Regions from separate parts of the Homo sapiens genome. Here all the other regions are linked to region 2. Evidence: chromatin loops called from intact Hi-C (ENCODE). Cell type or tissue: B cell. All regions are shown on one strand.

Region 1 (8,000 bases), 140 kb after region 2:
ACCACCACTTTGCCATCTCAGTCCAACATGGAGTGCAGTGTGCCCAGCAATTACTAGGTGTTCAGGAAACACTAGTCAAGCAAATGAATGAGTGAATGCATGAATAAATGCTTTTCTCTGCAATTTTGGGGCAAAATAGGGGACTAATTCTTCAATTTAATGTTTTCCAGGCTTTCTTCGATCCAGGTGGCTCTGTGAGAGCAAAAGGGCCCAGAGGAACTGGCAGGTGGGGCCTGAGGCAGCGGTGCTGTGCTTGGCTCCAGGCGTCCCCTGGGGCAGTGCCTCCAGCATTCCAAAGTCAAGGATGTTGCCGACAGATGTCTTGAGGGCCCTGGCAGGGAGCGCAAAAAGCACTGAAGAGGAGACATATACTGCCTGAGTTCCACTCAGAGGTGACGGGAGCCAGAAGGAAGCCACCAGCCTCTAGGAGCCCAGAGAAGGTGGGCAGTTGCCTGAGGCCACACAGCAAGAATCTGGGTCTCCTGATTCCTTCAATCCCGGCTGAGCCTTTACCCAGTGCCTGGATCAGCCCCCAGTCTAAGCACAGGACTCCCTGTCTCCATCAGAGAAGCTCTGCCTGGCCTCTGTCTTGGCTTGTGATCAGCCGGCATTCCCATGCATGAATGCACGACTCAGATCACTTGATTCTTTGATTAATGTCTTTCTTCCTTTGGCCACACCTCCCTCAAGGGCAGGGATTTTGTGTGTCCATCCAGATCATGGCTGATCTCAGTGCCTGGCACACAGTAGGCCTCCAAACATAGATATCGACCAGGTGGAAGTATTATTACTACAGAGTCACAGCGCCAAAGAAAACTCAGTGCCTGGGGTGAGCTTTCCTACCTCCCCAAGCTCTCATGCCCACTCACAGCTGGCTCAGGGGCTGAGAGGGGCCTCAATGCCTCCACAGCTGAGCTGGCCTGGGGGTGCAGGCAGGGGAAGGGCTCAGCTCCCCTTCCTGTCCTGACCCTGAGGCTGGCCCACCCCCTCACCTCCGGTCTGCAAAGGTATCTGCCCCAGGGGGGCCCTCAGCAGCCTCATTAGGAAAGTAGTGACAGACACATTCAATATAAAGGGGTGTGGGGGGAGGGGGAGACCGAGGGCTGTTACAGGGTTGTCTGCCGCTTTCCTGACTACTGGGCCAGGGCTGGGCCTAGATGGGGGACAGAGACAACGCCCAGAATCCAGAGTTGGGCCCCAAAGCAGGGATTTTCCCATCATTCCTTGCTGTTCTTGAGTACTGGTGGGACTCAACTCTTGAGTGGCAGGAGACAAACCCCAGCCCAATGCCCTAAGCCTGCCATGAGCCACCCAGAAGCCCGTGTGTGAGAGCAGCCACAGGGACCTGGGCGCCTGCCCTCTGCAGCAGAAGAGGAAACTGAGGTCCAGGGAGGAGGAGCAGGGTCACCCCACAGCAGCGCACTGGAGTAGGAGCCATGCTTTGCATTAGGGCTATGGCTGTGGGCCTGGACCACCTTGACCACCGAACTCCCTCTAGTCTCTGGACTGCAGGGCAGGAAGGCCCAGTTCTACTGGAAGACAGTCAGGTGTTGTCAGTGCTCACCCAGGGCCGGATGGAAAAGCAGATGCCCCAGCAACTCAGTCAGTGCGCAATGCCCCACCACTGATGAAAAGTGGGTGAGAGAGATCCAGGTCTCACACCACAGGACATGCACACAAACAGCTACTCGGCCACACACAGAGGTGCCCCCAACACACAAAGAACGTGTGACCTGCTGTGGATACTGCCTGGTGTGTAAGCACCCATACCCTCAGCTCATTTCCCCAAATCAGACACACACACAACCACACGTTGGTCCCAGTGACAAACAGACACACAAGCCACCTAACAGCAACCCCCTGCCATGTACACAAACCCCAACTCACTTTTTACACACACACAATCCCCAAGCTCAGGAACACACGCAAACCCATCTTGTCATTTGGTTAAATTCCACACCCAGGTAACACCCAGACCACAAGAGCAAATCCAGATAAATAAATCATGTTCAGCACATCAATCTCGGCCCCAGCCTGGCTGCCTCCTGGATACAGGTAAAGTGAAACAGGTCTTAAATATTTTACAACTGAATAAACCTGTTAGAGCGGGCCGTTGGCTGCAGGCTGACAATGTCCCTCCCTAATCTTTTCCCTAATCTTTTCATTTCTGAGAGTACACAGCGGTGATGGCAGGTGGTGGCCAGGCAGGGCATGGCGTGCCCATGCCACACCCGCTGCCCCTCGGCCAGGACTGTTATTCCCGAGGAAAGGGGCATTCTGTGATTTTTCCATCCAGTAAATCCAGATGCTGTTCTGATACAGGGCCCTGCATCCTCTTGTCTCTTCAGCTTTTTCCCCAAAGCCTTGGATGCCTTTTAAATGCCAAACCGTCCCTGGCAACTGTGATTTCCCAAGGCCTGTTTCACGCAGGGCTTGGATGTGTTAGAATTGAACCGTTCTGGAATAGGGGAGAAGAGACAGGCCTGGCAGTAGGGATAGGTCAGGGCAAGGGCAGCTTGTAGCTAGGGCCAAGGGGCAGCTGGGCAGAGGGAGGCTGTGCTGGTGCCAAGCCTGCATGCCTCCAGAGAGAGGCTAGAGAAGAGGGGCTGAGGAGCCAAGGGCAGCAGAAACCAACTCCTAGGAAGTCAAAGCAGAAGGTGGGTCACAGGATCGACAAGGGGCCTCGGGTCTGAGTGTGCCCAGGCAAAGGAGGCCCCGAATGAGGATGAGGCCAAGGTCTGAGACCTCCCTGAAACCTGGCATATCTGGGCCAGAGTAAAGCCCCTTACTATTGGAGCCCAGATCTCAGCATCGGGCCATGAGTCTTGCATGTCCCTGTCCACACTAGGCAGCCTCCTGGGCCCCCAGCAAGCAGGACCCCCTGACCCAAGCTGCATATCATTGGTTACTGGCAATGGAGAAGGGCTCTGTCGGGGGGCTACAGGTAGGGAGAGGACAAACTCAGAAAGTGAACAGCCAGTCCAACAAATCACCCCCAGAAATGTCTGCCTCATCTCGGAAGTTCTCCCAAGAACGTGGTTCAGGAGCATCTTAAACAGCATTAAGTAAGAAAAGCGGAATATCAACTGCTATATACAGAAGTAATGATGGCATACCTAAACAGACAAAAAACACAAAGCGAAAAACCCCATGAACGGGTGGTGGGGGGGTTGAGGGAAGACAACTGTGGCTGCCTTTGGAGACTGAGAGTACGGGTGAATTTTTTTTTAATTTGTCATATTTTCCAAAAGTCTATAATAAGCCTGTCCTCCTTTTATAGTGAGAAAAAAGCTATTAAAACCACCAAGTGCCTTACAAAACCAAATATACAGCATGACTCCGTAGATGTATCATAAGTGGTTTATCATACATCTACAGAAAGTATGTTGACAGTAGTTATATACTGCTGGTGGAATTATAAAGTTTTTACTTTTTTCTTGTATTTTTGGATATCTCTACAACCAACATATCAATAATCTGACAATTTCACTAAGAACAAAATGCTTAGGACTGGGAAGTTCTTTCCGATGGCAACCCTGAGTCTCTTCTGCTGCAACTGTAGCCGATTCTCAGCCTCTTTGTGCATGTGCCCTGGGTGAGGAGGGAGAAAGGCGCGAGGACAGCCTCTCAACCAGCATACAGCCTCCCTTCGGAGACCCAAAGGCCGACATTCAATTTAGCTGCCTACTCAGTACAGGTAGGAGGTGACAAAGGGTAGCTGAATCGGTGCCTCTTAAGAGACTAGGGGAGGCCGGGCATAGTGGCTCACACCTGCAATCCCAGTACTTAGGGAGGCGAAGGTGGGAGGATTACTTGAGGTCAGGAGTTTGGAACCAGCCTGGCCAACGAGGTGAAACCTCGTCTCTACTAAAAATACAAAAAAATTAGCCGTGGTAAGTGCCTGTAATCTCAGCTACTCGGGAGGCTGAGGCAGGAGAATCGCTTGAACTTGGGAACCGGAGGTTGCAGTGAGCGGAGATTACGCCACTGCACTACAGCCTGGGCGACAAAGGGAGACTCTAGCTCAAAAAAAAAAAAAGAGAGAGAGAAAGACCAGGGGAAAGAAGGCGGCTGTGGAGTAGTAACTAGGGACTTAGGGCACGAGAAGGCCGGGTGGGGACAGGGCAGTGTTGGCAGCAAAGTTCTGGAAGAGGCTCCCCCAGGGCAGGCGGGGTGCCCGAGCTCAGGAGGTAGGAATGTGCCTCCCAGCCAGACAGTCCAACGACTGCCAACTAGGGGAGGCCTGTGCTCCTGGGCTGGAGGGAGGCCGGCCGAGGTTGCAGGGTCCAGGCCTGGACCGGGTGAGGTGTGCAGTCCCGGCCCCCTTCTTTCTCCTGCCCTAGGGCAAAGGGTAGGTCCTCACTGACCCATGGACAGTTCCGGGGAAGAGCTCGAGACCCAGAGACTGCAGCTGAGAGGCCGCCTGGCCTCCACTTTTAATAGCCCCCAAGCGGTAGGGGTCCAGTCTCCCCATTATCCTGGCCCTCGGAAGCGGCTTCCCGAGGCCCCTGCCGTGGGGTTGCCGGGCTCGGTAAGCAGAGCCCGTCCCGAGGCTAACCCGCACAGACTCTCTTTCATTATCCCCAAACATCCAGGGAGTGGGAGAACGAGGCCCAGAGATGCGCGCCGCCTGGCCCGGTAACCCGCAAGCGCCGGCCGCAACGCTGGGACTGGAAGCCCCCGCGTTCCCGGAAAAAGACCCGGGATCCGCCAGGGGGCGGGGCCTCAGCACCCCGCCCCGCCCCGCGGCCCCGCGAAGCATGCCGGGCCGGGCGCTGCCATGGCGACGCGAGCGGCCCGCCCCGCCTCGCCCCCCGCCTGGCCTCAGCGCCCCGAAGGTCCCGGGCCCCCTCCCGGCGTCGGCGTCGCGGGCCCCGACCGCGGCCTGTGGGACGCCACCGCGGAGGAGGCTCCGGCGCGGCCAAGATGGTGGGCGCCGCGGGCGGGGAGGGGCGGGACCGGCAGGAAGCGCGGGCATTTGCCCTCTCGCCGCCCCTTCTCGAGGTCGGGGAGAGAGGAAAGGAAATGGCCTCGGAGGCGAGCGTGGAGCTGCCCGGGCGTCTGGCCTGACAGCTCCTACCTATGCCTTTCCTCGAGGCCCGGGCCCTCCCAGCCCTCTGAGAGGTGGGCCAGGTTGGGGGCTGCCCTCGCTGGGATCCAGAATGTGACTCACACCCCAGAAAAGATGCCCCTCCCTCCCCACAGGAAGGCCCGTCTTCCTGGCTATGTTCCTCCCCGCACCTCGTGCGTCTCCACCGCGACGAGGAGGGGGCAGTTTGGTTCCTCAGGCCTGATGCCAGCCTCTGCCCACCTACACCCCAGGCATCCGTTATTGGGCAGAGAACCCGTTTCCCCTCAGCACGGCTGCCTCCCCGGTCAAAGACTCCAAAGTGCCCACAGATCTAAGCAGAAGTCGCTGCCCTCCCAGGAGACCCGGCAAGGCTAGCAGCTCCCAGGAGACCCTGAATCCCTTTGATTCTGTGTCCTGCCAGCAATGACGGGACAAGGGTAGGATGAGAGCAGACACTGACTGGGCCAGGACAGGTGACTCTCCTCCTAAGCCAGCGAGTCCTACGTGTGAATGACTGCCCAGATTAGGTGGGCAAACAAGCCCAGATCTGTTAAGGAGTGAAGTGGCAGAGCTGGGACTCGGCCAGGCTGTGACTCCAGATGCCTGTCCACACGTAGTGGCACTCGCTACTTCCCGGCCGCCCAGCCCGGGCTGGTCCAGCCGCCGATCTCTGGCCCAGAGCAATGGCCTGGTCTCCCGTTCCTTCCTCTCCCTTCCCCCTACCACAGGCCTGGCTTCCCTTCTGAGCCGCCAATCTGCAGCCACACAAAGCCCTGTTTGTTTGCTTTCTCTGCTGCTCCCCCTGGATCCGATGTCTTTCTCAGCTACCTGCCGCCTGGCTTCCTCTCCAAGCTGCCTGCCCAGCCAGCTGAAGGGAAGGAGGGGCGGCCATTGCAGCAAGCGCCGCCTCATGGCAACCCCATCACTCCTTGAATCCACCTCCCCAGTGCAAGGGGCTCCTAGCCTGGGTGGCCTGACCTTCGACAATGGCTTTGGAGCCCCCTCGCAGCATCTTAGAATGTAGGGTGCCAGTTGGGTGGAGCAAGAAAGATGCCTGGGGCACGGGGAGGGGAGCTGGAGAGGCCCAGCCAGTCTCCCCTCTCCTTTTGTGATCAAGCTTGTTTTGTTTGTCAATCAGGAAGGCTGCCCCTGCCTTCCCAGCAACCCACTGGCTGCCAGGAGATAAGGAGATGAATGGGACCAGGAGGGCCTGATCAGAGGAGGTGGAGGAATGATGCCCTGGTTTCATGGCCCTCACCCATCCTCACTCTTTCTGGGGACTCCCAGGTATCCCAGGCACTGTGATGAGAGCTTACAGGCTGCACGGGGGCGTCACATGGTGGATGCCCTCAGTGCCCACCCTGGGCAGATGCCTCTGCATGGCAGGCACCCCAGAGTGTGCAGATGTGCGCACCCATGGCAGTGTCGGGAAGCCCTACACAGCCTGAGCGAAAACAGGGCTTTCACAGGCAAAGAAAAATAAATACCCGCATTCCACACCACCTTCTCTACCTGCAGAGTGGAGTCTGCCCTCTCTCCCCTTTCAAATAAAGAAACCCAACACTGATAGGCACAGAGATATTGCAATCTTGCCTGGCTCCCTCTACCTAGGACTCTTTTATTGCACCCTGCCAAGCTGGGTGGCCCAAGGACCTCCTCCTTCCCCTTCCATCCCTTTCTGTGCTGAATTTAACCCTTACAGCAACTCCAGGATAAAGGCATGATTATGCCCACTTGATAGATGAGGAAAGAGGAGGTTCTGAGGGAGAAAACCATGAAAAGAAAAACTGCTTTGGTCAGAAGCCAAGCTCATGGCTGTCTGACTGCAAGCCTTCACTTCCCACAAGGTCACAATATTATTTCATAGCCAGGAATTAGCTCCCGAATGGATGAGTGACTAACATGGGGAAGGGGGTAAGCAGCAGGCAGGGCCTGGCTTTGGAGCCTGCGGATGTGATTTCTAATCCTAGCTCTGCCACTTGGTTGCTGTGTGACCTCAGGCAGATCACTTAACCTCTCTGTGCTTCAGTTTCCTTGATAATGGATATAGGGCAGTTAATAAGACTTAGCGAGGACCACCCAATGCCTGGCACAATAGTAGGCACTCAATGCTGGCTTTTCTCCATCCCTTTCAGCATCCAAAGAGACAGATATTCACATATTAGAGGAACCAGGCCTCTCCCACCAATGCTTTCACTCAGTTGGCCCTCCTGTCAGGAACCCCCCACCTTCCCAACCCCTGTAACCATTTCTGGCCCTCTCAGGCAGAGGCCAAGGGCTGTCAAGTTCAGCTCCCCAGGCTCCTGTCCTGCCTAGGAGACCAGGTCCTCTTTGTTTAATTAGCCAGGGCAGGGGCCCCAGGGGACAGTGTCACCCCAAGGGAACAAAGCCAGCTCCAGCCACATCCTGCTGGAGTCAAGAAGAGAGCCACTCAATTAAGTCTGATTTGGCAAAACGTCTGTTTTAGTGCTATTTCGGGCCACGGTGGGGATTTTCTGTGCTTGTCTCAAAGGTATCATAAACCAGATTACTTCCCGCCTCCCTCACCCCTATCTGTGTTTGAAATGAAAATATTGTTTTTCCTCTGCTCTTTTTTCCTGCTTCTCTTTCCCACCTATCAGAAAGCTGCAAATGAGAGAAAGGGAAAAGGCTTGGCCCCAGGCTGGAAGGTAGCACCTGGGGCTAGGGTGCTCCCACTGCCCACCTGGCCCTGCTGGATCCCCCAGAGAGCAACATGCTGGGGGCTGGAGTTCCCTCAAACAGACTAAAGGGTTTAGTCCTCTCTTTTGCCTTCTCCCCACCTCTGGAAGCCACTTCCTGGGCCCCCCGAGGCCAGGCCTTTTTCTGACTTCTCCCCGGGCACACACCAGGTGCCTGGTAGCCTCCCCACCCACAACACACTCCTGCACTTTCTGCCTCTGAGCCTTTG
Region 2 (8,000 bases):
CTACCTCCCGGGTAGAGCGGGCGCGGCGCATGTGACCCAGGGCTGGGCTCCCGGGAGTTACGCGCTGACGCCGCGTCACCCCACTCCGGGCCGGGCGCCCATTGGCTGCGCCGGGCCCGCGGGGGCGGGGCTGGTCTGGCTCTGCGCCCCGGCTCCCCTGGGTCTCCAGCCGCTGCCCTGGCCCGCGCGCGTGCGGAGCCGCCCCGGCTCTCCGGCTACCTCCAGTCCAGACAAAACCAGGGGCAGCAGTGCTGTGAGGTCCTGAGCAAGTCGCTTCACCGTCCCGCTCCACGTGCCTCAATTTACTCATCTGTAAAATGGGATGGTAACAGCCTCAACCGCCTGAGGCTGTCGAGAGGAGTGAATGGGTTTAAACCGCACTGAACACTCTGTAAGCGCTCAGCAAGTAAACTGTGCCGAACCTGCCCGCCGGGGTCACCGTGGACCAGGCTGGATCCCTGACCCCTGATAGGCACACCATTACAGAGGGGCTTGTGTCCACGTTCCTTGGGCGTGCTCAACGCTCCCCAGCCAACCGGGGCCCGAGGGTCTTGTTTGGAGGTCTCAGGATCTTTGAGGAGAGAAACTGCCAAGACAAGCATGTTCCCCCTGAAAAATGGATCCCCTCTTCTGTTTTCCCCTACCCTCACGTTGAGGGTTGCCCTGGTAATCCCAGGCTGTGGGGCAAAGATTTGTTTCTTTGGTGGCAAAGATGTAAATTCTTCCCACCCCCACGTTGGACTGTGCCCCATGGGGGTTGGATTTTCTGGGGTGCAGGTCTTCTGTTGACCTTGTCTTACCTTCTTTCCCTTTCCCCTAACTCCTGCAGTTATGGAGTGAATATTTATTGAGCTATTCTATTTACATATGTGGTAACCCATTTAAAAACGGTGAGGCGGGTTGGGTGCAGTAGCTCACGTCTGTAATCCGAGCACTTTGGGAAGCCGAAGTGGGTAGATTACTGGAGGCTAGGAGTTCGAAACCAGTCTGACCAACATGACAAAACCCCATCTCTACTAAAAATACAAAAATTAGCCGGGCGTGGTAGTGCATGACTGTAATCCCATCTACTCGGGAGGCTGAGGGAAAAGAAATGCTTGAACCCGGGAGGCCGACGTTGCAGTGAGCCAAGATTGTGCCACTGCACTCCAGCCTGGGCAACAGAGCGAGACTCTGTCTTAAAAACAACAACAACAACAACAACAACAACAACAAAAACAGTGATAGCCAGGTGCAGTGACTCACACTTGCAATCCCAGCACTTTGGGGGGGCCGAGGTAGGTGGATCACCTAAGGTCAGGAGTTCAAGACCAGCCTGGCCAAAATGGTGAAACCTCATCTCTACTAAAAATACAAAAATTAGCCTGGCATGGTGGCGTGCGCCTGTAATCCCAGCTACTCAGGAGGCTGAGACAGAATTGCTTGAACCTGGGAGGTGGAGGTCGCAGTGAGCCGAGATCATGCCGCTGCACTCCAGCCTGGGTGACAGAGAGAGACTTTGTCTCAAAACAAAAAACAAAACAAAACAAAACAAAAAACAGTGAGGCAGATCTGTTGTGATGATGACTCCAAAACACCCTCCCTGCCTCTGCAGAGGGACTGCAGAAAGGGTTATTCCCATTTTATAGATACAGTAGCTGAGACTCAGAAGTGAGGTATTGGATCCAGGTCACACAGCAAGCAGGTGAAAACCCAGATCACCTGCCTAGCTCTGAAGAAAATGGTATTTAGGCTTCACCCAGCACTTCCTATCCCACCCCCTCCCTGGGAAGGGCTGTTTAAATTTTCAGGGAAGTCACCAGCTTCCTGCAGCCTCTAGAGTGTTGGTGGGGGTGGGGCACTGAGGAGAAGCCAGCTTTGTTCTCTGTGTTCTCCAGCAGTTGTTCATCTGGAGGGAGTGGGTCCTGGGTGGACCCTTGAGCAGGGCTACTTGGGGAGATGTGGTTTGGCGACCCCTATGACTTCTGGCGCCGCTATTCTGGGTAATTTTCCACCGCAGCCACTTCTGGGAGAGGAACAAAGGGAGCTGGATGTCCAGGCTGAGCCCCAGGGACTTGGGCTCTGTGGCTTCTCTCCCCCACACACCCCTTCTAAAATGCATCATGAATGTTACTCCTGCTTAGGGCGTGGCCAGATAGGCTATATCTGGAGTTTGAGCAAGGCAGTCTGCAGGATGGCTTGACTTATGAAGGTCTGGGGTCGGGAAGGCCTGAGGCCCAGGCCCCTGATGAGTTTCCTGGACTGCCCTCCACCAAGGGTGCTTCTCTCTGCTTGCATACCTCTGGGGACAGGGAGCTCACTGCCTTATCACATTCAGATTCCTGAATGTTAATTCTGGTTTATTTCAACCCACCTCATTGGGACCCCTTCCCTCCTTCCTGCCCCACCTGGCTCTGTCCCTAGGCCACAGAACCAGGTTCGGTTTCCAGCCCTCTTCTCAACAGGGCTGCCTGCTCTGATCTAGTCCCAGCTTGTGATGATCCAGGGCAGCCTGGCTCTGATCTAAAGCACAGCTACCTCTTCCTTGCGGCCCCTATCCTGGCTGCTCCTGGGAATAAGTGCCAAATCTGGGGTCAGACAGCCCTGGGGCCAGTCTTCCTTGGGTACTGGCTTCCTCCTTCAGGAGCTGCACTGGGCCCACTGGTATCCTATCCCTACAGCTGGATCTGGGAGGAAACCAGATGACGAAATTCCAGCCTCTTTCTTTGGCCACTCCTGTCCTCAAGAGGCCAATCTTCTGGTTTCTTTGCAGAGAGGGGGCAGGCTGATCTCACAGGTCATGCTCCCCTCCACATTGTCACTAGCCTCCCAGCCTGCCCGTGAGAAAGCATCATTAGGCCCATGTTACAAATGAGGAAAATTGAGGCAGAGTGATGTAACTGGCCCAGCAGTTACATCAGGCCTGCTCACAACACAGCAGGCCTGGGACCCCTATAACTTGGATCCTGGTCTGTCTTGTTCTAAAGAGTCAAATCTAGGAAATGAGGAAATGAAGTTTGGGATGGGCCCAGGCCTGGGGCTTCCACTCGGCTTCCTTGCTTGGTGCTGGAGAAACAGAGGCCCAGAGAGGGGGCTCGGCTTGCCCGCGTTCCCGCAGCAGCCGGCCAGAGGCCGCTGCCATTGTGCGCGAGGCTGGATAAAATGAATGACTGGAGGGCGCTCTGGAGGAGGGGCCGGCTGAGGGGAGATTTGTGGCGCAGACCGGGGATCAGGGGTCCCCCGCTCTCTCAAGGTGGGGCGGGGCCGTCTATCTGGGAGGGCGGGTCCTCCCCGAAAGGCCCCGCCTCCGCCTCGACCGCCCAGCAGAGCTGCGGCCGGGGGAACCCAGTTTCCGAGGAACTTTTCGCCGGCGCCGGGCCGCCTCTGAGGCCAGGGCAGGACACGAACGCGCGGAGCGGCGGCGGCGACTGAGAGCCGGGGCCGCGGCGGCGCTCCCTAGGAAGGGCCGTACGAGGCGGCGGGCCCGGCGGGCCTCCCGGAGGAGGCGGCTGCGCCATGGACGAGCCACCCTTCAGCGAGGCGGCTTTGGAGCAGGCGCTGGGCGAGCCGTGCGATCTGGACGCGGCGCTGCTGACCGACATCGAAGGTGCGTCAGGGCGGGCAGGGCTTGAAGCTGCGCCGGGTGGCGCGAGTAGGGGGCGCGCAGGTGTCTCCCTGGCCTTTGTCTCCCCCACGGGCGCCAGCTCCGTGCTGTGCTCGCGCGGGACTTCCCGGTGTCTCTGAGCTCGGTGTCCCGAGCCTCACCGAGCCTCCCTGGTTCCCGCGCTAGCGTCTCGGGCCGCGCGCTTGTGGGTGAGGGCTCCTGGGCCGGGCCGGGGTCCCTTGGCGGCTCCGGGCCGGGACACGTGCGCCTCTACGCGTCCCAGGCCGGGTGCCGCCCGACCGGTGACTCTCCAGCCCTGTGATGGCCACGGCTGAAGCTGGGGACCCAGGCGTCGCCGAAGCTCCGCCCCAGCCCCAGCCGTGACGTAATTGCGAGGTTACTCACGGTCATTCCCTCCGGCCCGAGAGTTCAGCTCGGCGTCGGAGCTCTTGCGCATGCGCATGGGCGCTGCCTCGCGCCCTTCCCCCGCCTCGTGTCGGGTTCTCCCGGTCTGCGACGGGCACAGCCTCCGCACTCATTCACTGACATCCACCGAATGCCAGGCCCCGTCTTAGGCACCGAGGGTTTACAGACAGACCTGGGTACCCCCTCTTTTAGGGAACACAAAAATCTCCCGGGAAACCAAACGGGTATTTAGTTGTACCTTGGGTGGAGCGAGGCTGGGGGAGGGCAGGGATGTGGCTACTTTGGGTAGAGCGGTCAGGGACTTCTAAGCTGAGACCTGAGGGTCACCCCCAGGACCAGCAAGGAAAGATGTTTTCCAGGCCACGGCAAGGGAAGGGCAAAGGCCTCGAGGCAGGGCCTAAGTGTGAGGAGTTAGAGGCTTGCAAAGGAGTGAGGTCAGGGAGGAGGAGGACGCAAACCGACTTGGTCGGCCAGGGAAAGGGCGGAGCAGAACAGTGGCACCGGCTTCCATCTTTGGAGCATCACCCTGGCTGTGATGAGAAGGGGTTTGGGGCCAATGGTGGCACCAAGTGCCAATTAGGAGGCCCGTTGCTTCCATTTTGTAGATAGAGCAAACGGAAGCCCCTAGCAAATTGCCTGCATGGTTTCTGTGCAGGAGTTTTAGCAGCACTAGCTAAGTTGCACTTGGTTGATGAGGAAACTGAGGCCAAGGTCGCAGGAACAAGATGCCTAGACTCACAGCCTGAATGGACATGTCCATGGAACCCGTGGCCACCCTGGGGTTGGCAAAACAGATATATCTATGCCACCACCACTCCTGCCCTACTGCAGCCTTGCAGATGAGCCCAGCTGGTTGCCAGCCCCAGAAGCTTCCCAGCCCTCCCTCCTTCCCCCTGGGGCTGGGCTAGGGGAGGACCCCAGAGGAGAGGCCCTGATTGTGAGGCTTTTCCAAAACAGCCTCCCCTATCCCTGGCACGAGGGGTTGTCCTTCACTGCCCTCTGGAGTGATGAACCCTGAAATCCCAAGCCCTAGGGAGATCTGGGCCTGACTCAACTACCAGTTCCACATCACTGGGCCCAGTGAGTGTAGTCCCAAGAGGCAACGTGACCAAGCCAGGAGGACATGCGCTTTGGGGTCAGAACTTGAACCTGGACACTCCTCACTTCCTTTGTCATCCTGCTCAAGCCCTCTCACCCTCTAAACCTTAGTTTCCACCTCCAGAAAAATGATGCAAACCCTCCCTTCATGGGCAAGTTGGACAACAGAACCCGTTCTGGGCCACAGGTCTGATACAGACCTTTGTTTGTTTGTTTGTTTGTTTTCTGCAGTGGCGCAATTTTGGCTCACTGCAAGCTCCTCCTCCTGGGTTCACGCCATTCTCCTGCCTTAGTCTCCCAAGTAGCTGGGACTACAGGCGCCAGCCACCACGCCTGGCTAATTTTTTGTATTTTTAGTAGAGACGGGGTTTCACTGTGCTAGCCAGGATGGTCTCGATCTCCTGACCTTGTGATCCGCCCGCCTCAGCCTCCCAAAGTGCTGGGATTACAGGTGTGAGCCACCGCTCCCAGCCCAGACCTTTCTTACTGACAGAATCTGGTCTGGGCCAGAGGTCTGATACAGACCTTTCTTACTGACTCATGGATAAAAACATTGTCTCTCCAGAACCAAAGGCCAGGCATGGGCAGCCATGTGGCCCAAGGTCTAGTCTATGAGAGAGTGGGGGCAGTCCCAGCCCCTTGAAGACTGGGGGCAGCCCCTTCTCACTAGGCAGGGCTCAGCTTTACCCACTTCAGTAGAGGATTTTTCAGTTTTTATTCAAACTTCCTGTTTTTCTTCCCAATTACACACATCTTTTTTCATTGTAGAAAACTTAGAAAATGCAAGTGAGCAAAAAGAAGAAAATAAAATCTTTAGACCTGGGGTGGTGGCTCACACCTATAATCCCAGCACTTGGGAGGTCGAAGCAAGAGGATGACTTGTGTCCAGGAGTTTGAGACCAGCCTGGGCAACATGACAAAATCCTGTCTCTACAAAAATAAAAAATTAGCTGGGTGTGGGTGACATGTGCCTGTAGTCTCAGCTACTCTGGAGGCTGAAGTGGGAGGATTGCTTGAGCCTGGACTTAGAGGCTGCAGTGAGCTATAACCATGCCGTTGCACTCAGCCTGGATGACAGAGTGAGATTCTGTTTCAAAAAAAACTTTAAACCTACCACCCAGAGATAAGCCCTGCTAATTATGTGAAAGAGCTTTTCTTCTCTCTCTCTCTCTCTCTCTGTGTGTTTATATGTGTTTGGGGATGGGTGCACACTCTTCATAAACTTTTTTTTTTTTGAGACAGGGTCTCGCTCTTTTGCCCATGCTGTAGTCCAGTGGCATGATCTCAGCTCACTGCAAACTCTGCCTCTCAGGTTCAAGAGATTCTCCAGCTCCCAAGTAGCTGGGATTACAGTCATGCACCGCCACGCCTGGTTAAATTTTGTATTTTTAGTAGAGATGGCCATGTTGGCCAGGCTGGTCTCGAACTCCTGAGCTCAGGTGATCTGCCCACCTCAGCCTCTCAAAAGTGCTGGGATTACAGGGCATGAACCACCATGCCCGGCCTTCATCAATTTTTTAAAAACGACTTTATTGAGGTATACTTTATGTATCACAAAATTTACCCATTTTTAGTATATCATTCAATGATTTTTAGTTAACTTTTTGAGTTGTGTGACAATTACTAGCTGTCGAACATTTTTATCACACAGTGAGATCCCTTATACTTCTTTAGTCAGTTCCTGTTCCTGCTCCCAGCCCCGGGCAGCTGTGGATCTGTATGTGTGTGTGTATATATATATATATATATATATATTTTTTTTTTTTTTTTTTTTTTTTTTTTTTTGAGACGGAGTCTTGCTCTGTCGCCCAGGCTGGAGTGCAGTGGTGCGATCTTGGCTCACTGCAAGCTCCGCCTCCCAGGTTCAAACAGTTCTGCCTCAGCCTCCCGAGTAGCTGGGATTACAGGCACCTGCCACCACGCCCGGCTAATTTTTTTGTATTTTTAGTAGAGATGGGGTTTCACCATGTTAGCCAGGATGGTCTCGATCTCCTGACCTTGTGATCTGCCCACCTCGGCCTCCCAACGTTCTGGAATTACAGGCGTGAGCCACCGCGCCCGGCTGGATCTGTATTTTTATAAATTAAAATAGGGTCCATTGGTTCACAGCTGATTGGAATCTGCTTGGTTCCATGTCAACAGCCAGACGACAGTAAGGTTTCCTCTTATTACCCACCTGATTCCCTGTCGATGGACACCTAGGTTGTTTTATCTTTATAAACTGCTGCAGTGGACACTGAGGCCGGTTTTTTTCTTTGTTTTTTTTTTTTTGTTTGTTTGTTTTTGAGACAGAGTCTTGCTCTGTCACCCAGGCTGGAGTGCAGTGGCGCGATCTCGGCTCACTGCAAACTCCGCCTCCCGGGTTCACACCATTCTCCTGCCTCAGCCTCCCGAGTAGCTTGGGACTATAGGTGCGTGCCACCATGCCTGGCTAATTTTTTGTATTTTTAGTAGAGACGGGGTTTCACCGTGTTAGCCAGGATGGTCTCGATCTCCTGACCTCATGATCTGCCCGCCTCGGCCTCCCAAAGTGCTGGGATTACAGGCGTGAGCCACTGTGCCTGGCCACTGAGGCCAGTCTTTGCCCGGATCCTCACTGTGTTCCTAGGATGAGGTTCTGGGAGGGGAATTGCTGGTCAGAGGTCGAGCCTGCTTTTGAAGCTTCTTCTACCAGGAGTGGAGCTGAGCAGGTTTGATAAGGTCTGAAGATTTGGGGGTGGAAATGCCAGGTCCCTTGAGAGACATGAGGGATAAGAGGGGGCCAGGCTGGCCTTGAGTGCCAGAGTGCAGAGCTGGGCTAGATGTGAGGACAGTCGGGGGTCAGAGCAGGGGCACACCGAGCTTCAGTTCCCTCTGGCTGCTTGGATGGAGGATCGTAATGTGAACAGAAAAC
Region 3 (8,000 bases), 860 kb after region 2:
ACCGGATGTAATATGTGACCCCCAGAGGGATACCGATTCAAAAGATGCAGCCATGGAAAATGTCTTATAAGCACCAGGGCCATTTAAATGTGGACTAGATGTCAGATGGTCTTATTGAACTATGATTGACTTTCTTAGATGTGATCATGACAGTCTATGTGAGAGAATGTCCATTTTCTTAGGAGGTGCCTTGTGGACACACTTAGGACTGCAGTGTCGGGATGTCTGCAAATTGCCTTCAGGGTCTCAGCCAGAAGGCAGGCAGGAAGAGACAGAGATGGATGGAGCCATGCAGACACCAAGGTGAAGAGCTACTGAATCTTGGTGGAGGGTCCCTGAGTCTTCATTATAATTTTAACTTTCTTGAAGTTTTGAAGTTTTCATAATAAAAAGTTAGGAGGGAAACATTTTAAAGTAGAGAAACTAGATCTTCCCACAGAACACTGGGGACCCTTATTATTATTATTTTAAACCCTGCTCTTTGCTTTTTCAAAGTGAGTTTTGCTAAAATAATGGTATCTAGCATTTCTGAGAAATTAGCACAAATGTACAGCTACATTAGCAACAGGAAATTCAGCACATCTGAGTCATCTATGTAAATGGCAATAATGAAAATGAGGGCTTTCGCTGCATGTCTAAGAAATGTCCTCTTTTGGAGACTCTTCCTTTTGTTTTACACCCAGAACTGTCTCAGAGGAGGTTCAACAGCAGGGCCTCAAGGGACCAGGAGTAGGTGGCAGACATGAGGGAGCTCAAAGAGACCACAGCACCTGCAGGGATGTGGGTCTTTAGGGCCAAAATACCACGGACATGCTAGTGCAGAGTGGAACCATCTCCCTGGGAAATATTGATCAACAGGCCAGTGTTGCCTTTCTTCAAACAATTTAACTTAAGGAGCTCATGCCCCTCAAGGTGACAAAGACGGTAAAATGTGAATTAAATGAGCAGATGTTACGTGTTTAGAACAGTGCCCTAAGTTTTCCCTGTTGTTACTCCCAATGATCACTGTAGGAGTTCATTTCAAAAGCTAAGAACTGTCCGGCAGGCTATACTAAATGGAAAAGGTGGCATGCTAAACAGCAACCTTGATCTGTATAAGCCAGCAGTTGTGTTAAAAAAAAAAAAAAAAGGTATGGAGGGGGAGGGAGAGGTGAAATATATCCTCTAGCGACACGCACATGCTCAGAAATGCCTAGGCTTTGCTGGGAGGCTGTATGAACAAGGTCCACTAAGGGTTGCCGCCTTTGAGTAGGGACATCATGGGCCTAGGATAACCAGACAGGAGAGAAATTTACTTCCGCCATATTCTTTTACTGCTTGAATTTTTTTCTTTACTATGTGTGCATTTTAACTCGCTAATTATACATATATAAATGAACCAGGTCCAAAACCTTAAGGTATATGAGTTATCTCTACTCTGGGTTCTAAATCTCTTCTGTCACCTTGGCTGTGGAGCTTAAAATTAGAATCCCGCATCCTCTTGGGAGACAGCTCAAAAAAAGGCTGGTCTCAGAATGAGCTTTAGAAACCTCCAGCACCTGTTCAATCTTCTGGGGGAGCCAGTGCAGAGGGGGAATCTATTTTTGTGTTTCATGAAACGATCCCATTTGTATGTTTCCATTTATACAAAGTTTGGGGAACAAGCAAAATGAATCTGTGGTGGCAGGAGTCAGAATTGTGACTCTCTTGGGGATGGAGTGGGGTGTGCTGGCTGGAAGGGGCAGTGAGGGACCTTCTGGGGGCTGTGCATGCTCTGAGTTGTGATCTGAGTTGTGGTTGCCTGGGTGTGCATGTATGAGAACACTTACTGAACTTCCCATTTTAAAAGGGTGCATTTCACTGTCTGTAAATTACACCATCTAATTAAAGAAAATAGAAAGCAAATTAAATCCATTCTCTGTAAACTGCATTTGAGCAAAAGCATTAACAAGCTGTGATTGGCAGTAAGACATTAGGGAACTCTGTCATTCAATTCTCAGCCACTCCCCAAATCAGGCTGGATTTTGTTTGTTTTTCATTTCAGGCATAACAGGTATTGGCTTTAAAACTCCAGGACAATGTGTGTGGCTGCAGAGAGCAGCATTCAGTCCCATGGAAGCACAGTCTGGAAGCACAGTCTGCTCACTGGACAAAGCTGAACTTGCTGTCTTTCCTTCTTCTCCTTCCTTCTCCTCTTTCTCCTTCTCCTTCTTCTTCCTCCTCCTCCTTTTTTTGCGACAGGTTCTCATTCTGTAGCCCAGGCTGGAGTGCAGTGGTGTGATCATAGCTCACTGTAGCCTTGAACTCCTGAGCTCCAGCCCAGTGTTGCAATCCTCCAGCCTCCCAAGTTGCTAGGACTACGGGTGCACACCACCACACCCAGCTAATTAAAAAAAAAATTAGGCTGGGTGCAGTGGCTAACGCCTGTAATCCCAGCACTTTGGGAGGCCAAGACGGGTAGATCACTTGAGGTCAGGAGTTCGAGACCAGCCTGGACAACATGGTGAAACCCTGTCTCCAATAAAAATACAAAAATTAGCCGGGAGTGGTGGCTCACTCCTCTAGTCCCAGCTACTCAGGAGGCTGAGGCACGAGAATCGCTTGAACCCAGGAGGTGGAGGTTGTAGTGAGCTGAGATCACGCCACCACACTCCAGCCTGGGCAACAGAGTGAGACTCGGTCTCAAAAAAAAAAAAATTATAGAGACAGGGTCGCTATGTTGCCCAGGCTAGAGCTGAGCTTTCTAACCATCAGAGCTACCCCCCAGGGAGCCAGCTGCTCCGTGAGGTGGTGAGAGCCCTGACCCTGGGGGTATGCAAACAGGAGGTGAGGGGGGACTCAGTGAGGGCATCCTGTAGTGACTTTGGGCTTGCCCATTTCAACAGGCAGAAAGTTCCTGGCAATGGGATCTCTTTCTTACCTCTCTCTTAGAAATCCACTGCCAGAGCCCAGCTATGGTTTTGTCACTGTTCATTGACACAAGTAATTAAATGTAAACAAGTAATTAAATGTAAAACCCCTACAAATGTAAAAGCCCTAAATGTAAAATGTTTAGCCCTACAAATAGGGCTAAAGTCCCCTTTGACGGTCACCCCCAGTCCTGGTTCCCTCTTGCCCCACCCGGCGAGAGCCAGTTTCGTCATGCATGTCTTTGCAGACTTCTTATGCTTCACAGTCATGTGTGCGTGATCACAGACAACACAGCGCTGTACTGTGTGTGTGTGTGTGTGCATGTTGTTTGCTTTTGGTTTTGTTTTACTAAAAGGCATCATGCTGTAAGGCTCATGCTATAAGCTACTTTTATTTACTCAGCGTCTGTCCTGAAAGCTTCGAGATTTCTCATTCTTTTAACTGTGCAATAGATTCCTGGCTCTGGCCTGTGCACCCTGCTTATTCAGGCATCCTCTGCTGCATGGACATTTACATTGTTTCCCGTTTCTCGCTGTCATGAGGAGGCTCACGGAGGAGGAGAATTTCTGGGGGGTGGGTTAGGTGTGTGTTGTGCATTTAACTGACCCTGGCTGGTTACTCTCCAGAACGCTGCTGCCAGCTCCCTCCCTCCAGTGGGCCCTGAGTTCATGCTTCTGTAGATCACCCCCCTGCCCTTGATGTTACCAACTTTAAAACTTTGCAACCTGATGGCTGAAAGTTAGTTTTTCATTGTTCAGTTGTTTTTCTGATTTTTGGGAGACTGGACATTTTCCTGTGTTTGCTGACCGTCTGCATCTCCTCTCCTGCTCTGTGCACCATCACCCTGCTCCAGCTGCTTCCTGCAGCCTCCCTCCTTCCTCTCCACCTCTCCATGTCCTCCTCGTCCTTCAGTTTCTTCCTAAGGGCCCATGGGCTTTCTTTGGCTTTTACGTTCCTCTCACTCCGCCTTTGGCTGTTGCTGGGCCTCCCATCCCCTGGGAGGTTTCAGACGATGGGGAAGACACAGGAGTGCAGTCGCCATGCAGTGCAATACGGGCTGTAATGTTCCTCCTCCACGGCCTTTATTGAGGACTTACTGTGTGCCAAGAACCTGCTCTAAGAATGTAACTGTGCTCCCTCCCTCATTTCATGCTCATAACCGCCTGTGAGGCGGGCAATGTTCTCATCCTTTTTTTTTTTTTTTTTTTTGAGATGGCATCTCTGTTGCCCAGGCTGGAGTGCAATGGCACGATCTCGGCTCACTACAACCTCTGACTCCCAGGTTCATTCTCCTGCCACAGCCTCCCAAATAGATGGGACTACAGGCACGCGCCACCACACCCGGCTAATTTTTTGTATTTTTTTTTAGTAGAGATGGGGTTTCACCGTGTTGCCCAGGATGGTCTCGAACTCCTGAGCTCAGACAATCCACCTGCCTCGGCCTCCCAAAGTGCTAGGATTACAGGCGTGAGCCACCATGCCCGACCTCATCCTTGTTTTACACAGAGAACATGGAGGCACAGAAGAGTTCCATAAATTGCCACCAAGGCCTTCTGCTAGTATGCAGCAGAGTCAAGATTCAAACGCAGGCTGTCCGGTCCTGGGGTTCAGCCTCTCCAGTGCTCTGCTAGGTGTTGGAGAGGGTCAAGGAGATACAGAGAATGAGTACCACCTGACAGGCTGGGACAGTCAGGGATGGCTTCCTGGAGGAGGTGACACCTCAATGGAGCCTTGAAGGAAGAGCAGGAGGAGCCGACCAGGCAATGAATAGAATAAGTATACCCAGGAAGAGGGAAAGGCCTGAGTGATGCTGGGAGGGTGGAGAGCTGGCCTGGCTTGGGGTGTGTGCCGGCGGGCAGGAGATGAGGACCAAGGGATGGCCAAGGCCAGATCTAGAAGAGCCTGGGCCATCCCATAGTCAATACCTCATCGCAAGGCCCGGCAGGCCTTCCACTGCTCTGTGTGTACCCCATGGGACGCCAGGAGCCTGGGCCGCAGCCACCCACCTGGGCTCCTGAGACCCAATGCACAGGCATGGGGGCGGGAGTGGGTGTGGCTGATTTACATCCAACAGGTTGAGGGGAAAACCCAGGAAGTGCAGCCCAAGCACTAATCAAATCTAAGACTAGTAATAAGCATCCTGAGTAATGAGTGGCCTGGGCCGGAGCAGGCGAGGTGGCCGGAGCCGTGTGGACCAGGAGGAGCGCTGTGAGTAGCCGGGCAGGAGGGCAGGAGGGCAGGTGGGAGGTGTGAGGAGGGTTGGGCCTGAGTGCCGTGGGGGTTGCAAGGTCCAGCAGGTGCAAAGCCCACAGCAGATCCACACACTGGGGCAGTCCCAGCCTCCCCAAGCTCCTGCACATGGAGAGCCCCGAGTCTGGATGCCTCTGGGATGTGGGGCTTGCCTTCCGTGACAGAAGCCACTGAGGTTGCAGGGTTGGCCACACCGGCAGGAATTCCCTTTGTCACCATGGCCCCTGCACAGCCCCCATTTTCCCCCTTACATGCCCGCTGGACCATTTTAATGCTAATCTCAAATACCAGATTGTTTGAGTTGTGGAGACCACAGGATTTATTCCTTAAGAACACAAACCCTAAAAACAAAACAAAAAACTAAGCATCATACCTTCACCCCTGCTGAAACAACAATTCCTGAACATCATCACATAGCCCGCCAGGGTTCAAACTGTACCAACTGTCTCACCAATGTCTTTCTCAGTTGACTTGTTCAAATCAGCCTGTCCCACATTAGACTTTTGGCTATGTTTTAATCTATAACAGTTTCCACCCATTTTTTCTGTTATATATTTATATTTATATTTATCCTATAGCTTTCTTTTTTTTTGTTTTGTTGTTTTGTTTTTGTTTTTGTTTTTTGAGACAGAGTCTTGCTCTGTCACCCAGGTTGGAGTGCAATGGCATGATCTCGGCTTTCTGCAACCTCCGCCTCCCGGGTTCAAGCCATTCTCCTGCCTCAGCCTCCCGAGTGGCTGAGATTATAGGTGCCCACCACCACGCCCGGCTAATTTTTTGTATTTTTAGTAGAGATAGGCTTTCGCCACGTTGGCCAGGCTGATCTCAAACTCCTGACCTCAGGTGATCCACCTGCCTCAGCCTCCCAAAGTATTGGGATTACAGGCATGAGCCACGGCACCCGGCCCGTATAGCATTTTCATCAGGGTGGGTTTCTAAGGTTTTATGAAAGGGCCCCAGGTCCTTTAGTGCAGACAGAACCCATGGCCAGATGGACCCGGGGCACAGCCTAGATTCACAGCCTCTGCCTGCTGCTCTGTCCCACACCTCAGGCAGGGAGCAAATTTGTTCTTCAGTCCTTTTTTGTGTCCAGCCACCAAGTCCCCAGAATCTACACAGCCAGGGGCTCAAATATGTAAAGTTTCTGAGAGACTTGGACAAGGCAGTGACCAGAGGCTGCCTTAACACAGGATGAAATTGCCCAGTGCTCTGGGGCCACGAGTCAGGACCCAGCTAGAACTGTGACCTGGCAGTGGCAGAAGCTGTCTGGTGCTGCCGAATCAGCCCTGGCCGGTTGTCCACTGGCCCACTCTGGGACCTTGGCTGAGCCGCTTCCCCTCAGTGTAAAATGAAGAAGACTGTCTTTCCTACCAGACATCCCTCAAACACACAAAAGTGCTTTGATGAAACTACCAGACCCCCTCTTGGGGAGTCATGAGGAAAGGCTCTGAGAAGCCCTGCGGTTAAAAAACTGCCTTGACTTTCTTTAACCCAGTGTTTTTCAAACTAATCCGACCACAGAGCTCTTTCTTGGTGCAGCACCTGTTAACCGGCCAAGCCCGTGAGGAGGCACAAGCAGAGGGCTCTGAGAATCACCCTCCTTGGCTGCTCTCTGGTCTCGGGGTGCAGGAGAGAGTCTCCATCCTGCATCCAAATTTGTGGCGGCCCAGAGTCTGAGCCCAGCCCACACAGCTAGTGTCAGAGAGGTGTTCCCTTTCTTCCCTTTCCATCAACGAAGCTTCTCTCTCAAGCTTCTATTCTGCCTGGCTGGTGTCAGTCATGGGGTTTTCCTGCCCTCCTTTGGCACTTGATGATGGTTCTGGGATTTTATGTAGGTCCACATGGTGGTAGAGGAGGGGGCGGGGACAGGCCCTCTGGTCAGCTTGGCATCTGCTGTCTGGTCAGTCAGGCACTGTCTCTCTGTCAGGTCCAGTGGCTTTTGGTGGCTTTGGTCCAGGCAATGAATGGGTCTTGGAACATCTCCAAGGCTGCCCTTGTCACATAGAACGTCCTGCCCACCTTCCACTCAACCAACCCTTCACGGTGATATGCGGCGGGTGGTGGCTTTCTCCCTCTTTGCTCCCCAACCCAAAAGTGGGGAGAATCGGGTCTGCCTTTAATTTTGTTTGATCCTTTGATTTTAGATTTGCCTTTGAATAGATAGTATAGTCAGATGGTTTGAAACCCAGAAAGTATTGAAAGATATATAATAGAAAGTCTTTTCTTCCTCCTTGTCCTCCATCTGCCCAGTTCCCACCTCCCCTAGAATAAGCAGCTTTATTTACATATAACTTACATGCCATGAAATTCACCTGTGTAAAGCATACAAGTCTGTGTTTTTAGTATATTTACAGAGTTGTGCAACCATCACCATAAGCTAATTTTGGAAGATTTTGATGACCCCAAAAAGAAACTTTGTCAGTCTTCATTCCTCCCTAGCCCCAGGCTAATCTACTCTCTGTCTCTATAGATTTGCCTGTTTTGGACATTTTCCATAAATGGAATCATATGTGATGTATTGTGACTAGCTGCTTCCACTTGGCATAATGTTTTCAAGGGCCGTCCATGTTGTAGCAGGTATCAGTACTTGCTTCAGTTTTGTGGCCAAGTAACATTCCACTTTATGGATATGTCATGTGGCTTTTCCAGTCATCGGTGGATGGACATTTGGGTTGTTTCTACTTTTTTTGTCACTGTGATTATTAAGAAAGCTTCTATGAACTTTTGGATTCAAGTTTTGGGTGAACATGTCTTCATTTCTCTTAAGTAGATAGATACCTACAAGTGGAATTGCTGGGTCATATGATAAATTCTATGTTTAACATTTTAAGGAACTGCAAAATGCTTTCCAAAGCAGCTGC

Evidence for each region. Hi-C counts contacts between places; a loop is a spot of excess contacts. Peaks named below come from ENCODE experiments on the same cell type or tissue, not always from the same donor. Only the 100,000 strongest peaks of a DNase experiment are listed, where the experiment ranks them.
Region 1: a loop joins it to region 2, with 3 times the contacts of the local background. A loop is called at or near these places in 12 of 110 quality-filtered maps.
Region 3: a loop joins it to region 2, with 35 times the contacts of the local background. A loop is called at or near these places in 2 of 110 quality-filtered maps.

Annotation. Positions count from the first base shown.
Region 1 is chr17:17,691,571-17,699,570 of GRCh38, reverse strand. All of the region lies in intron 1 of RAI1 (retinoic acid induced 1), which reads right to left. LOC124903943 (a long non-coding RNA gene) reads left to right here. Exons shown (of 2, transcript XR_007065650.1): 2 at 1-2,021. Among named protein-coding and RNA genes, the nearest start is that of RAI1, 14 kb to the right of the region's middle. RefSeq lists enhancers at 1-323, 324-842, 5,188-5,900, 5,901-6,615 and a silencer at 4,560-4,989. In B cell, no CTCF peak of the experiment used is centred here; DNase peaks (open chromatin) are centred at 4,870, 6,080, 7,490 and 7,810; H3K4me3 peaks cover 2,157 bases; H3K27ac peaks cover 3,664 bases.
Region 2 is chr17:17,832,313-17,840,312 of GRCh38, reverse strand. It overlaps SREBF1 (sterol regulatory element binding transcription factor 1), which reads left to right and starts at 3,327. Exons shown (of 19, transcript NM_004176.5): 1 at 3,327-3,586. The coding sequence starts at 3,496. RefSeq lists enhancers at 1-104, 1,746-2,647, 2,648-3,550, 3,551-4,452 and silencers at 1-326, 3,319-3,478, 3,669-3,948. In B cell, no CTCF peak of the experiment used is centred here; DNase peaks (open chromatin) are centred at 72, 3,292, 3,962, 5,722 and 1 weaker place; H3K4me3 peaks cover 3,121 bases; H3K27ac peaks cover 4,132 bases.
Region 3 is chr17:16,969,112-16,977,111 of GRCh38, reverse strand. It overlaps TNFRSF13B (TNF receptor superfamily member 13B), which reads left to right and starts at 4,994. Exons shown (of 5, transcript NM_012452.3): 1 at 4,994-5,097. The coding sequence starts at 5,037. It overlaps LOC284191 (a long non-coding RNA gene), which reads left to right. Exons shown (of 3, transcript NR_148948.1): 3 at 1-1,113. RefSeq lists enhancers at 1,095-1,224, 3,273-3,322, 3,393-3,562. In B cell, no CTCF peak of the experiment used is centred here; DNase peaks (open chromatin) are centred at 1,661, 3,131, 4,981, 6,721 and 2 weaker places; H3K4me3 peaks cover 6,175 bases; H3K27ac peaks cover 7,960 bases.